Regions from separate parts of the Homo sapiens genome. Here region 2 is linked to region 1. A link is an interaction called in ENCODE POLR2A ChIA-PET data of the cell type or tissue named here. Cell type or tissue: OCI-LY7. All regions are shown on one strand. Each heading gives the region's core, and the rest is flanking DNA. Links, peaks and the distances in the headings are about the cores only. Region 1 overlaps RAB10 (RAB10, member RAS oncogene family). Region 2 overlaps HADHB (hydroxyacyl-CoA dehydrogenase trifunctional multienzyme complex subunit beta).

Region 1 (2,909 bases), core at 275-2,774:
TATTGTACAAGGTTCACAAGAAGGAAAACAGTACTCTAAAATTTTTCTTAAACTATTTTAAGTATGATGAAACGAACAAAACTCAATTCCGAGAATAAAAAAATCCTTGAGGTTCAAAAAGATAGTCACTTTAAGTGACTGTGAAAATGTACCTATGTTTTAAAACAGGTGAAAAACAGATAAAACCAGATTTAATACTACTTCACTGAAATCACACAACTACTTGATTTAATCTAGTCTTTTCCCACCATTTCCTTTTGAGCTCTCAAGCATATCTGCCTGTAGCAAGTTCTCATCTGCACACGTCCTAGAAAAGCCAAAAGCAAATTCTCTACTCTGAAAAACTGAGGCCAAGAAGGCCACATCCTGTGATAAAGCCAAGGACGCATAATTTCAAGTCCAAGGATCTCTAGAAGAATTCGTGTAGCTGCACATCCATTATAGCTCAATATAACACAATGCAGAGTGAATATAAATCTAAGACTGACACACACACACCTCCCCCAAACCAAGATTATTGTCAAAAGTATCGGAGGCCAGGTGCGATGGCTCACGCCTGTAATCCCAGCACTTTGGGAAGCCGGGGAGGGCAGATCACTTGAGGTCAGGAGCTCGAGAGCAGCCTGGCCAACCATGGCGAAACCTCATCTCTATTAAAAACACAAAAATTAGTGGGGCATGGTGGCACGTGCCTGTAGTCCCAGCTACTTGGGAGGCTGAGGCAGAAGAATCACTTAAACCTGAGAGGTGAAGGCTGCAGTGAGATGAGATCATGCCACTGCTCTCCAGCCGGGGCAACAGAGTGAGACCCCATCTCAAAAAAAAAAGTATCTGAGTAGTTGTTTTTCCTTTTTTCTTTTTTTTTGGGGGGTAGGGGGGCAGAGTCTCGCTCTGCCGCCCAGACTGGAGTGCAGTGGTGCGATCTGGGCTCACTGCAACCTCCACTTCCTGGGTTCAAGTGATTCTCCTGCCTCAGCCTCCCAAGTTGCTGGGATTACAGGCGCCCACCACCATGCCCAGCTAATTTTTGTATTTTTAGTAGAGACAGGGTTTCACCACATTGGCCAGGCTGGTCTCAAACTCCTGACCTTGTGATCCTCCCACAGTGCTGGGATTACAGGTGTGAGCCACCAAGCCCAGCCAGTTGAAGTTTTTTTAAATGCCCTTCTATTATCCTCAGGATATGTCTCAAAAAGTTTAAATTATAGAAAAAAATCTGTAAATCCCAAAGAACACTACAACTCAGCATTAATCCTAAAACTGTTGGGGTTATCTCTTTTACTAGTGGGAAACATGCAGTTTACTGTGCAACTAGCCAAAGGCCTGCTAATGCTGATGGGACCATTAGCCTCAACCATGGTTCTACTGCAGAAATGAAAACCACCTTACCAAAGCCAACTTTTTGGGCATTAAAATTTCAAAGCATCTCAATGCTGTTCAGAGGGCAAATAGGCTATATTAGACATTAAGAAAGAAATTATCAGTTGAAATTAAGAATATATATGTGAGAGATTACAGAAAAGCTTAAGACAAACTAGAAATTCTTAAATTCAAACTGCCACTAAAATGGAAGGCAGTGCATCAGTAGTTCCTGAGCTATGTGTACTGTATTCTCTCCCCCACGAAGAGATAATCTGCATGAAAACAATAAGTGAAACATTTTTGAAACAGCTCTTTCATCTGACTTCTACAGAAGAGGTAAAATGTGTCATCACTAAATTTGCTTAGCTGGTTTTAAGCCTTGCCCACAACGTCTGAGGAAATGACTCAGCAAGACTCAGCCCATATGTTAACCAGAGTTAAGCGATTAACACAATTAAAGTTAAGCACACATTTCTCAAACACGCCCAATTTACAGATAAAGAAAGAGGCTCAGAGTTTAAATGACTTGCTCAAGCTCACAAACCAAATTAACTATGATCAGAACTCTGTCTCTTGGCTCAGGATTGTCTGATGTATTTGGCACTAAAAAGATCACCTCAAAAAAAAAATTAAAGGCTCACTGTCACAGTCACTGACAGGTATTTTCACATATAATCGCTCATAATCCTTAAAGATTAAATAGTATACAGTAAGAGTTTAAACACATCTTTGATAAGTCTTTAATTAGAAAATTCCAACTCCAATCCATTTTCCACATTTTCTGGGCCAACCATCTTTTAAAAATTGAATCTAACCATGTCACATCCCTGCTCAAACCTTCCATGGAATTCGAATCCTTAGCATGGACTACCAGGCTCTGCACAATCTGGCTCAAACCCACGTCTTCAACATCTATTGCTTCTGCTAGCCTCACAAGTCACATTTGCAACACACATCATCTTTCAGTTCTTTGAACTCAAAAAGCTCCTTTACTAAGGACCTTTTTGTGCCCACTTCCTCTGCCTGGAATGATGTTCTTCTACCTAACTTCTAATCATATCTCATGTAGCAGTATAAATGTCATTTCCCCAGGACAGCATTCTCTAGGCCACCTGACCATCCTCTGAAATAGATTAATTAATAACCTGTTTATTCTCATTTTACTAACTAGAGAACTACTCTGGTTTGATGTTTCTGTTTACTTGATGAACATATATCAACCCCCCAGCAAATTCTGCTGCAAGTATGGTGACCATAAGTCTGTTTGACCTCAAGTCTTCATTTATGATTGGTGTTTCCAAACATCGTGTACAAATCTACTGTCTTAGACTTTACATTTTTAACAAAGTTGCATCAAAATAAGTATTGATGGTTTCACAGACATTGAATTGGTGTTTCTAACTTCTGACAAGGTCTTACACAGTAGTCATGTGAGATGTGCATTGTAAACAGCTATCACATTTTAACACATGATTAAATCTAACAAGATGACTAGTGGTAGTCTGCCTCTTTTCTTAACCCTTTACAAATTTGAAACAATTGACATT
Region 2 (2,909 bases), core at 199-2,698, 190 kb before region 1:
AAAGGCAGGAGAGTGTCAAGGAGAACAAGATGGTTAAATGCATCGGTCCTCAAGGAAAATCCTTATTTGAGCAGACAGAAAACAGGTCACTAAATTTGAAGATTTGCACACTATTCATGACTGACCTTGCAGGTGACAGGTCGAATGGTACACCATCATGTCATTCCACATTTTAAAAACTAACCAAGCCAGGCGTGCTGGCTCACGCTGTAATCTCACCGCTTTGGGAGGCTGAGGCAGGCAGATCATTTGAGGTCAGGAGTTCAAGACCAGCCTGGCCAACATGGTGAAACCCCGTCTCTACTAAAAATACAAAAATTAGCTGGGCACGGTGGTACGCTCCTATAATCCCAGCTACTGGGGAGGCTGAGGCAGGAGAATGGCTTGAACACAGGAGGTGGAGGTTGCCGTAAGCTGAGATCATGCCACTGCACTCCAGCCTGGGTGACAGAGCAAGACTCTGCCTCAAAAAAAAAAAAAAAAAACCAGAAAAAACTGACCATATATTCCTTTTATATACTTTCAGATAAAATTCAAATTCTTAACTCTTCTAACAAATAGCTTGTTTTACTCGGTTCCACCTTAAGTATTTTCCACTACTTCTCAAAATAGAACAAGATGAGCCAGCCCCCAGTCCTTTACAGCTTTGCTCAGGTCAGCCTCCTTGCCTTTACTTATGGACCTCCCATCTGCCTGGCCCCTTTTTTGCCCATCGAATTCTTACCTGTCTCTTGGGCCTCGTTCACATTCTACCTCCTAGTAAAGCCTTCCCTGATAACTACAGTTACTGATGATTCCTGCCTCTAAACCTCTGGGCAACCTCTAGGGCACACTGGCCATTCCAAATAATTTAGCATATTATAAAGTAATTAAACTAACTCTACAAGGCACATTTAAAAAATATTCATTATTATATGTAGGAGATCAGTCGGAGTGGTGGGAGAAACTATAGGGAAAGATGCAGGCCTTCTAAAAGGTCAGAAGGTTCTGCAGAGCCCTGGGGGAGAATAGCTGAAGGCAGCTGTTCTATAACCCTGAGGCAGAGGGCAAGGAGTAGGTACAAGGGAGTGTAGGGGAACGTATCTTAAACTAGCTTATTTATGTTGACCAGGAGCTGATCTTTGATCATCCATGCAAGACGTTCCTGGAAGGGGAGAAATAAACGTTAATTACCCACAGATTGTGTTTGCTCCAGGCTTTCATCACTGTGCCTACACTGAATAAAAGCAAGGAGCTCCAGCTTCTCAGGGCTGCTGCACTTTGGCCACTAGAGCCAGGCAGACCCCTAGCTGCTCTTACACTGCATACCTGTGTCTGAGTACTCATTTCATCTGTCAGTCAGCCAGGGTCTGTGGGACAGACCCGGCAGGTGGTGCCCCGTGTGAGACATGCTGCAATGGATCACGACAGAACCCTTGAAAATGAAAGTGAAGTGACCGTGCAGTAAGTAATTGGTGCCCACTCAGGATTTCCAAGTTCGAGGGGATTTTCAAGCTAGGGTTTCATCATGGGACATGATGTTCAAGCTAGGGTTTCATCATGGTGAGAGGGTTTCATCATGGTGAGAGGCAGGACTAGCTGGATTTCCTAGGCCGACTAAGAATTCCTAAGCCTAGCTGGGGAAGGTGACTGCACCCACCTTTAAACACGGGGCTTGTAACTCAGCTCACACTCGACCAATCAGGTGGTAAAGAAGGCTCACTAAAATATCAATTAGGTTAAAAGCAGGAGGTAAAGAAATACTCAAATCATCTATCATCTGAGAGCACAGGGGGAGCGACAATGATTGGGATATAAACCCCAGGCATTTGAGCAAGGAGGGGCAACCCCCTTTGGATCCCCTACCCTTGTATAGCAGCTCTGTTTTCACTTTATTAAATCTTGCAACTGCACACTCTTCTGGTCCATGTTTGTTCTGGCTCGAGCTGAGCTTTTGCTCACCTTCCACCACTGCTGTTCGCCACTGTCACAGACCCGCTGTTCGCCACTGTCGCAGACCCGCTGTTGACTTCCACCCCTCGGATCTGGCAGGGTGTCCGCTGCGTTTCTGATCCAGCGAGGCACCCAGTGCCATTCCTGTTTGGGCTAGAGGCTCGCCATTGTTTCTGTGCGGCCAAGTGCCCAGGTTCGTCCTAATCGAGCTCAACGCTAGTCGCTGGGTTCCACGATTCTCTTCCATGACCCATGGCTTCTAATAGAGCTATAACACTCACTGCATGGCCCAAGGTTCCATTCCTTGGAATCCATGAGGCCAAGAGCCTCAGGTCAGAGAAAAAAAGGCTTGCCGCCATCTTGGGAGCCGCCTGCCCCATCTTGGGAGCTCTAAGAACAAAGGCCCACCCGTAACAATGGGACTTGAGTTATCAGCTCAACAGCAACAGTACATAAAAGTATTGAAACAGCTGCTTGAAGCTAGCACAGCCTCCGTTTCGGAGGCTCAGTTAAGGGACCTAATGCAAACTGTTGTTTTCCATAACCCACGGTTCCCAGAAGAAGGCACACTAGACCTAGAGTTCTGGGAACAAGTTGGAAGAAATCTTTTTTTTTTTGAGACAGAGTCTTGCTCTGTCCCCAGGCTAGAGTACAGTGGCACGATCTCGGCTCACTGCAAGCTCTGCCTCCAGGGTTCACACCATGCTTCTGCCTCAGCCTCCCAAGTAGCTGGGATTACAGGCGCCCGCCACCACGCCCGGCTAATTTTTTGTATTTTTAGTAGAGACAGGGTTTCACTGTGTTTGCCAGGATGGTCTCCATCTCTTGACCTCGTGATCCGCCTGCCTCAGCCTCCCAAAGTGCTGGGATTACAGGTGTGAGCCATCACGCCCAGCCACAAGTGGGAAGAAATCTTAAATGACATCATGCACAAGGGCAACAGGTCCCAGTAACATCTTTAACGTTGTGGGCCTTAG

What was found. Peaks named below come from ENCODE experiments on the same cell type or tissue, not always from the same donor. Only the 100,000 strongest peaks of a DNase experiment are listed, where the experiment ranks them.
Region 2: POLR2A ChIA-PET joins it to region 1 with 5 read pairs; 5 of 35 experiments call an interaction of 5 or more read pairs at or near these places.

Annotation. Positions count from the first base shown.
Region 1 is chr2:26,067,632-26,070,540 of GRCh38, reverse strand. All of the region lies in intron 1 of RAB10 (RAB10, member RAS oncogene family), which reads right to left. It overlaps LOC105374333 (a long non-coding RNA gene), which reads right to left. Exons shown (of 2, transcript XR_939851.3): 1 at 1-2,909. Among named protein-coding and RNA genes, the nearest start is that of RAB10, 35 kb to the right of the region's middle. RefSeq lists an enhancer at 1,794-1,843. In OCI-LY7, for the core only: no CTCF peak of the experiment used is centred there; a DNase peak (open chromatin) is centred at 1,750; H3K4me3 peaks cover 1,094 bases; H3K27ac peaks cover 1,599 bases.
Region 2 is chr2:26,257,658-26,260,566 of GRCh38, reverse strand. All of the region lies in intron 3 of HADHB (hydroxyacyl-CoA dehydrogenase trifunctional multienzyme complex subunit beta), which reads right to left. Among named protein-coding and RNA genes, the nearest start is that of HADHB, 14 kb to the right of the region's middle. In OCI-LY7, for the core only: no CTCF peak of the experiment used is centred there; no DNase peak of the experiment used is centred there.